2 separate regions of the Homo sapiens genome follow, and region 2 is linked to region 1. Evidence: chromatin contacts called from ENCODE POLR2A ChIA-PET data. All regions are on one chromosome and are shown on one strand. The core of a region is the stretch at or near the end of the contact, and the rest is flanking DNA. Distances in the headings are between cores, read along the strand shown.

What was found. ChIA-PET counts read pairs that join two places held with the same protein, here RNA polymerase II (POLR2A).
Region 2: POLR2A ChIA-PET joins it to region 1 with 12 read pairs in OCI-LY7. The contact joins two enhancer-like sites. POLR2A ChIA-PET finds 5 or more read pairs at or near these places in 2 of 52 experiments (OCI-LY7 and activated CD8-positive, alpha-beta memory T cell).

The regions. Positions count from the first base shown.
Region 1 is chr11:126,336,219-126,340,139 of GRCh38, reverse strand. DCPS (decapping enzyme, scavenger) reads right to left here. Exons shown (of 6, transcript NM_014026.6): 4 at 1,741-1,854. Among named protein-coding and RNA genes, the nearest start is that of GSEC, 17 kb to the left of the region's middle. RefSeq lists enhancers at 1-1,102, 2,025-2,586, 2,587-3,150, 3,151-3,713. Within about 2 kb of position 2,204, at least 3 of the 41 ENCODE cell types and tissues checked have a DNase peak (open chromatin) inside an H3K27ac peak, as active enhancers do.
Region 2 is chr11:128,756,422-128,760,101 of GRCh38, reverse strand. FLI1 (Fli-1 proto-oncogene, ETS transcription factor) reads right to left here. Exons shown (of 9, transcript NM_002017.5): 2 at 1,776-1,987. Among named protein-coding and RNA genes, the nearest start is that of SENCR, 62 kb to the right of the region's middle. RefSeq lists enhancers at 1,360-1,860, 1,861-2,361, 2,418-2,677. Within about 2 kb of position 2,206, at least 8 of the 41 ENCODE cell types and tissues checked have a DNase peak (open chromatin) inside an H3K27ac peak, as active enhancers do.

The DNA.
Region 1 (3,921 bases), core at 955-3,454:
AAGCAGAGCCTGGAGGCACTGGGGTCAGAAGGACGGCAGATTTCTCTTCTCTGCCGTGGGCTCAAATGCATTCAGGGCTTCTGGAATACAGACGGACAAGTCTATTGTTGTCCCTCCATGACCTTAAGACTGCGATCCCCTGGCAAGCTCTTCAGTCTTCAAGAGTCTGGTGCGGCAGAAGGTCCTCCTCCTACCCCACACCTCTATGGCCCTGCTGGGATTCTCATTAACGGTGGGCCCCGCCTCCTGTGACCCAGGCTCTGACCCCGGATCTCTAGGTGCAGGGCAGCCCCACAAGACAGATGGGGGTTTGCAGAGCCACCACTCAGTTTGAGACAAGGGACCATCAGGTCCTACCTCTTCAAATGCCTACAGAGCCAGTCCTGGCTCCCTCCTTCAAGGCCTGAAGGTGGCACAGGCAGAGAGAAGCTGCAGGGAAGGGCAGAGTGGATGCAGGCGTCCCCTTAGCCTCTCACTGCAGCGCCCCACACAAGGAGAGCCCTCTTCTTTGAACTTACTTGGCTCTAGGGAATCATCGATCAATGCTGCAACTTCGGAAAATCCCTTCAAATTCTTTCCCACCCCTTGGGTCACATTTGGGAATTCCCACAAGCCTCTTGTCAAGAGACGAATTATGCTCACTTGCCTGTGTAACCCTGAGCCACAATCCCACCCCTTTACCCCACGTCAAAACTGAAGGTGTCATAGGCAGCCACAACTGGGAAAGCACAGGGAGCGAGCCCGCGGAGGGGCAGACGAGGCTCACTCCAAGGCACCTTCTCTACAAGAGTCTCTCCAGCCTTTGACGGGTGCAGAAACTAGACGGGCCCACCGAAAGCAGAACGGCACATCTGAGCCTGGATTACTCCACAGGTGAAAGTGCAGGAGAGAATATGTCTGTCTGCTCCCAGCACCCATGCCTGCCTGCCTACCTCGGCCTTATCCAGGCCCTTCTTCTGTTGCAGGCTGAGCACAGCCAGGTTCCAGTCTGTGTTAAGAACAGCACTCTCTGCAACACAGTGGCTCTGCCTGTTTCTGACCCTGTCAGGGTATAAAAGCTTCTGATACTCTCAGGTATAAAAGAGGTGGTGGTAAGTGATAACTCTGGTGGTGGGCTGGTCTGGGAGAGACAGAAGACCATAGGGAACTGGAAAGGGATACCTGTGAGGGAGGACGGCTCCTCCCAAACCTGCTCCTTAGGAAAGTAGGAGAAGCAGAGGTGCTTGGAGGCAGGGCACGGGGCCAAGGGGCCTGAGTAGAAGTCTGGGCTAAGCTACTCCACAGCTCGGGCTGAGGAGGAGATGCCTTGGGTTGGTCACCATGGTTCCTGCCTGCCAGTGCTTCAGAACACGGGCCTGCCTGGATCTGCTGGTGTCAAGGGGAATGGAGAAAATGGAAACACCCCACCCGAGGGCTCCAGATGCGGGTGGAAGCACAGGTGGCTGCCCAGACCACTTGGCTGGTAAGGAATGGCCTATGTAGTCATGGGCACAAACATCACCCCATTTTACCTCTTGGGTGGGAGGACAGCCAGAAAGGGCTTTAAGCTGACCCATTAAAGCAAAAGCACTTATGTATGACAGGTATCCACCCAGTCCCCACAGAGAGCTCAGGCCAACCCTTGTTGGTTAATTATAATCTGCTTAGAGACAGGCCAGCGTGAGAAAGAGGGCAGTCAGAAGGACCAGCACTTACAGCAGGGTGGCCAGAGATCAGGACATTCCAGCCAGAAACCTTTACCTGCTGTTGGTTCCACTTGAGGTCAGGGATGAGGACAAAACCATCAGAGGGATCTGGGTTCTCGAAAACAATCCGGTCCGCTTCAGCCTTCTTGTCGAGAATGTTATACACCCACTGAAAGGAGGGGGAGAGAGATGGTTCACAAATCCACTCATCACCCCTTGAGAGATACCCCAAACTGAGCTCAGGGCATTCCCTGGCCTCTCCAGGAGACAGAACCAAGCCATAAAAGGCCGCCACGCTCAGAGGATCTACATCCGGGCTGCCCTGTCCCCAAGCATCTGTTCTTAGGGGTCCAGAAGGGACTTCCCCCTTCCCACTCCAGCTGGCACTCAGCCATGCGTCATCACAAGGGTCTCTGCAGCTTGGAAGGGGCCAGGCTCTTCCTGGTCAGCATAGTGCACATGCTCTGCGGAGGCCTCCAAACCCAGGCTGTGTCTGCCCTCTATAGCAGTGACCCCCTCCACCGCTCACAGGACTCAGGGGAAGAGCTGCCTCCATGGATCCTATTTCACTCTATTCAGGACTATGGGGCAAAGAGAGGTAGGAGGCTGAGGGCACCACGGTTTCCTTCTGTGGAGGGGCCAGCTACCCACCAGAGCAGTGAGAGCCTTTGCCTCTAGCAGCTCATGTGTGCACGTTTCCCGCCGCACTGGGATTCTCATCAGCAGTGGGCTCAGCACCTCTGCCCGCCTGGAGCCGCTGCAGATGCCGGTTTATCAGCAGTCTCTGCTGACACAGACCCCGCATGGCAAAGCAGAAACGAAAGCTATGTAGAGACACAGAGACAGTGACCTCACCAAGACCTTTCAGGGCTACCCAGGGCTCCCAGCCCTTGTGTCACCCTTGGATCAGCTGCTGTCAACAGTCTGCAGAGGACCTTTCCCAGGCCTGTGTTGACCCAAGGACATTACTTTACAGAGATGGTCCTGGAGGCCTGTCTGAGGTTAGGAGGCTGCAGGAGGTTGGGCTGAGAAGGCCCCTGAGCTCACAGGCCTCAAACCCCAGTACCCCCAGCTCTCCTCTACTTCCCCCGGCTCTCAGGGCCCTTTGCAAACATGAACTCATGCAGGACAGTGAACTCTGCCCTACATCTGGGGGAGAGACCTGCTAGGAAACCAGAGAGGGGAGTGGCTGAGGACATACTACTGCCCCTTCCTCCTCACAGTCAGAATGGTCTCCGAGCTCACTGATGTAGGAGAAGGAGCCATGGACACGAGGTGGGATGGGGAGGCCAGGGAACCGACACTACCAGGCAGCCATCCATGGTCCTCCTTCCACTCCCAGAAGTGCTGGACAGGTAGCATCACCGAAGGCTAGAGGCACGGGGACTGCCTTATGGTCCACACAACCTCACACCTTGAGCCTGGAGGGCTGAACACACTGCATTGCATCCTCGCCTCTCAGCTGGGATGGACCGGGGGAGAGGGCAGCTGGGCCTCGAGGTCTCCTGCAACTCTCTACCCACAGGAAGCATTTCAGCTCAGAGGGCCCCAAACCCCTGACAAGACCCACAGGCCGGTCACAATGTGGTCCATTCACAACAAAAGACAGGCAGTTCCCAAGAAACCGAATGAGGCCCCTTCCTGGGAGGGGTCTGGAGGACACCTGGCAGCCACTTCCTCATGCAGTGCCGGGGCCAGAGCAATGCATGGCCAGTACATCCACAGAGGCATTTCCTCTCTGACCTGAAATCTCCTGGGAATGTGATGCCAGAGGAAGCCAGCGGAAATACAAGGGAGGGAGGGAGACGGCATTCCCTACAGACAGCCCCAACGCACCCCATAAGCAGGCCTCCCCACGGCCAGTCCCTGATTCACAGAAAAGGGGCATCTGCCTGTGACTAGTATAAGAGTGAGAGTGAACAGGTTCTGAGCCAAGGAGACCTGGTTTCATCTCCCAGCTGTCACTGGGTGAGCGACTGATGCCTCCTTTGTAAAATGGGGCTGATGATATCTACATAAGGGTGGTGAAGGTTTTCAGAGAACACGCACATGAAAGCACCTAGCACAGCCAGTATAAGGGAGACCCCCACGAGTGGCAAAGGTGGTGGGATGGTATGCCAGAGGCTACAAAACTGACTGGGGACAGGAAAAGAGGGAAAGGCGGTGAGAGCAAAGGAGGTGGTGAGAGAGGAAATAAGAGCGGGGCTGGAGGACGAGTGACTGCAGGAAGGAGTGA
Region 2 (3,680 bases), core at 957-3,456, 2.4 Mb before region 1:
GAGATTCATCTGAGGGGCTGCAGGCTCAGAACCTCTGAGCCTTCCTGAAATCCTGGGATCTGGAAAGGTGGCTGAGATCCCAGTCACTGGTTTTGGTTAGTAGGGTTGAAATGTGGTAGGCCTGGCAGTTCCCACAGGCAGGTCTGAGGCCATGAGCTGCTCTGGAGGAGTTCTCCCTCCCAACCATGCTCATTCCCTTCTCTCTCTTCAATCTAGACTAGTTTCCTCGGTGACCTCATCCACTTTCACAGTTCAGACTCCTTAGAGATGATGCCCAAACGTAAATTCCAGGCCTGAAAGATTATCTGAGCTTCAGTTCCCAAAGCCTAGTAGACGTTTTTATCTGGATGTTCTACCCATTGCTCACAAGGAATCTCAAAGAGAACACTGACATCCCATCCTAAAGCATTTCCTGTGCCACCTTTCTGCGGCTGCTCACAGCACCAGCCTTTAAAATGTGCAGGCTTTAGTCGCCTTTGATTCTTTCCTGTCATGCACCCCCTTCATTCACACTTTACTCACCTAAGCCCTGTTAATCATCTCTTTGCTATCGCCCTTATGTATCTGTCCTTTTCACTTTCCAAAATCACTATCATCACTTAGTTCCGAACTTCATTATTTCCTATCTGGGATATTTTACTAACTTCTTCACTTGTCTTTCTGACTCTCCCATCCTACCGTCTGTGCGCAAGGACTGTCAGCTCGCTAGTCTTAAGTCACTGCTCTGATGAGGTTAAATGTCACGTCTGTGCTCAAAGTCAGCCTCTGGGTTAAATGTCACATCGGTGCTCAAAGTCAGCCTCTGGCTGTGGAATAAATGGCACATGTTTTCAGCCTGCCATTCAGGGCCCTCTGTTGCTTTTTATTTTCATCTCTTTGTGCCTTTGGCCCAGTAGATTATCTGATATTTTGTGAATAAGACTGATGTTCTCTGTCTTTCAAGTCTTTGCTCATAACAATCACTGTCACTATAGAGCACTTTCCTAACGCGTCTCAGGCACCATCCCAGGTCCTTTCCCTGAGGCATCAGAGTAACGCTAGAGTAAGGACCATAAGGAAGTGAATATCCCAGTCCTGTTTGAGAAGGGAGAAAGCTGGTGCTCTGAGGGGTTTCGATGACTTGCCCAAGGGGCAGAGGCAGGACGCAAAACTGAGGCCGCCTGTCCACTGTCCTCTTCCATGACCCTGTGATTTTCTCTCCCTGGACCCTCCTGTCTCCATTTCTACAAGCAAAGCCCGAACTGACCCAGTATTGTACCCACTTCATGCACGCCTTCCAGGTGCCTGCCCCCTCCCAGACACAGTGAGCCCCCACAGGAAGGTAGACACCTTCCTCATCCCTTCTCCACTCTTACTAAAGAATGGTTTGGTCACCTTTGCTCTGCTGAGACCTGCCCAGAGGGGTTAAGTATCTTCAACAGGACAGGGAAGAGTAGCTTATTGCTAAGCTGTCCCCAACAGGACTGGACCTGGGCCTGGGATTAACAAGAAATAAGTGTTCCACGAGTGTCTGCATAGGCGCTTGGGGCCTGACTCCTACCTGGCCTCTGAGGGCTTCGTGGGCCCCAGAGAGGCAGGGGGGCTTCCTAGCCCTACTCCACCCCATCATCAGTCTGTGGCCCTCTCTGCCTTAGCTCTCTAGGGACTGACACAGGCTTCCTGGCCCAGCTCTAGAGCCCCATCTGCTGCAAAAACCTTAAGTGCCAGAAGCCACTTGCTGCAGATCTGGCGACTTTGTGCCTTCCCCCAATCCTGCACAGGCCTGGTGAGCTTACCTGGATCCATTCATGTGGTCATACTCCCGCTTGACGTTGACCCTCACTGGCTGATTGATCCACTCCTGCTGTGGTGGGAGGGGGTTGATCTTGTGGGGCTGCCCGTAGTCAGGACTCCCCGAGGCAGTCATGTCGGCCTTGGGGAGATGGGCTGCCGCTCCGTACGCTGAGTCAAAGAGGGACTGGTCGTCGCTCACCACCGACAGAGCCTCCTGCAGGGCCAGAGAAGAGACAGAAAGCCCAGTGTCACTCTTCACCCAAGCAAGTGACACTCTTGCTTTGAGCTGGCAAGGTGGCCCAGGGCTGCCCCAGGACAGCTTGTCTGGAAGTTCCTGTTTGACTCACACTCCAGGGGGCAGGTTTGCCCTTATGCAAACCAGATGGGTGTTTGCAGGTTACCTGGGTGAGGAGGGACTTTGGGCAGTGGAGTGGGGATGGAGGAATCATGAAAGTGGGTTTGTTTATTGGTTCTGTAGTCTGGGACCCCCAAAAAGGAGGGTGGGGATAGGGAGGCCAAGAATAGTGGTGACTTGGCATGGAATATAGTATTGTGGTGGTGTGTGAATGCTAGATTTTTCCAGGCATAAGCAGAAATGCCTCTTACGAGCTGAGTGGAGTCATCAGCAATGAAGGGGAGATGAGATCCAGCATTTATTTTCCAGGCAAGGCCAGTGAGATCCACCCAGAGAGGCTAGGTGTGCTGCTCAAGGTCACACAAGGGAAGGGTGGTGCCCATGGCTGTGGCCAGGCCAATTTCAGTTTCCTTATTTGTAACAGGGATAAAAATAGTTTTAGCACAGAGTCGATAGGTGGATTAAATGAGAAGATCTGGTGTGGGGGTGTAGCTTGTAAGAAATGCTCAGTGGTTTGCTGAGGGCCCTCTAGGAGGTGCTGGTGCATCCTGTAGATCTCAATGTTGATGACTCAGCCAGCCAAAGGACGAAAGAGGAACCTCAGACACGTGAAGTGCCAGTCAGGGCAAGACCCTCCAAAAGAGGTTGTTGGGTCCTCCCACTCATATTATCCCATCACTGACTTGGGTGTGACTTTGGGAGATCATGGATTAAGAAAAGAAGCCTTGGCCAGGCATGGTGGCTCATGCCTGTAATCCCAGCATTTTGGGAGCCTGAGGTGGGAGAATCTATTGAGTCCAGGAGTTCTAAACTAGCCTGGGCAATGTGGCAAAACTGTGTTTCTACAAAAACAGAAAGAGAGAAAGAAAGAAAGAAAGAAAGAAAGAAAGAAAGAAAGAAAGAAAGAAAGAAAGAAAGAAAGAAAGAAAAAATTAGCTAGATATGGTGGCATGTGCCCAGCTACTTGGGAGGCTGAGGTGGGAGGATCACTTGAGCCCCGGAAGTAGAGGCTGCAGTGAGCCGTGATCGTGCCATTGCATTCAGCCTGGGCGACAGTCTCGAAACAACAACAACAACGACAACTAAAAAACTTTGCACATTCCGGAGATCTGCTACCAATCAAAACATGAGGGTAAGAGTCTCCCATTATTCCATGTCTCATCGAATCACAGGCATCCAAGGTCAGGGACCAGGGCATAGTGTTCACTACAGTCACATAATTACACCAAAGTAAGTCTTCAGAGAAGATGGTAGTCATCTATAATTGATCTATAATCTATATAATCAATAATTATATAATCTATAATTGTGATAATAGTTGTGATAATACATGCAAAGTACTTAGAAGTCTCTGGCACATAGTGAGTCACACTCAGAACATGTTAGGTATCATGATTATTAGCATTCAAACAAAGATTCTCTTAGGCCACCTGTTAGGGGCTGCCTTGTGTCCTCACAAAATTCATATGCTGAAGCCCTTACCCGCAGTACTCAGAATGTGATTGTATTTGGAGATAGGACCTTTAAGGAGGTAAGGTGAAATGAGGCTGAT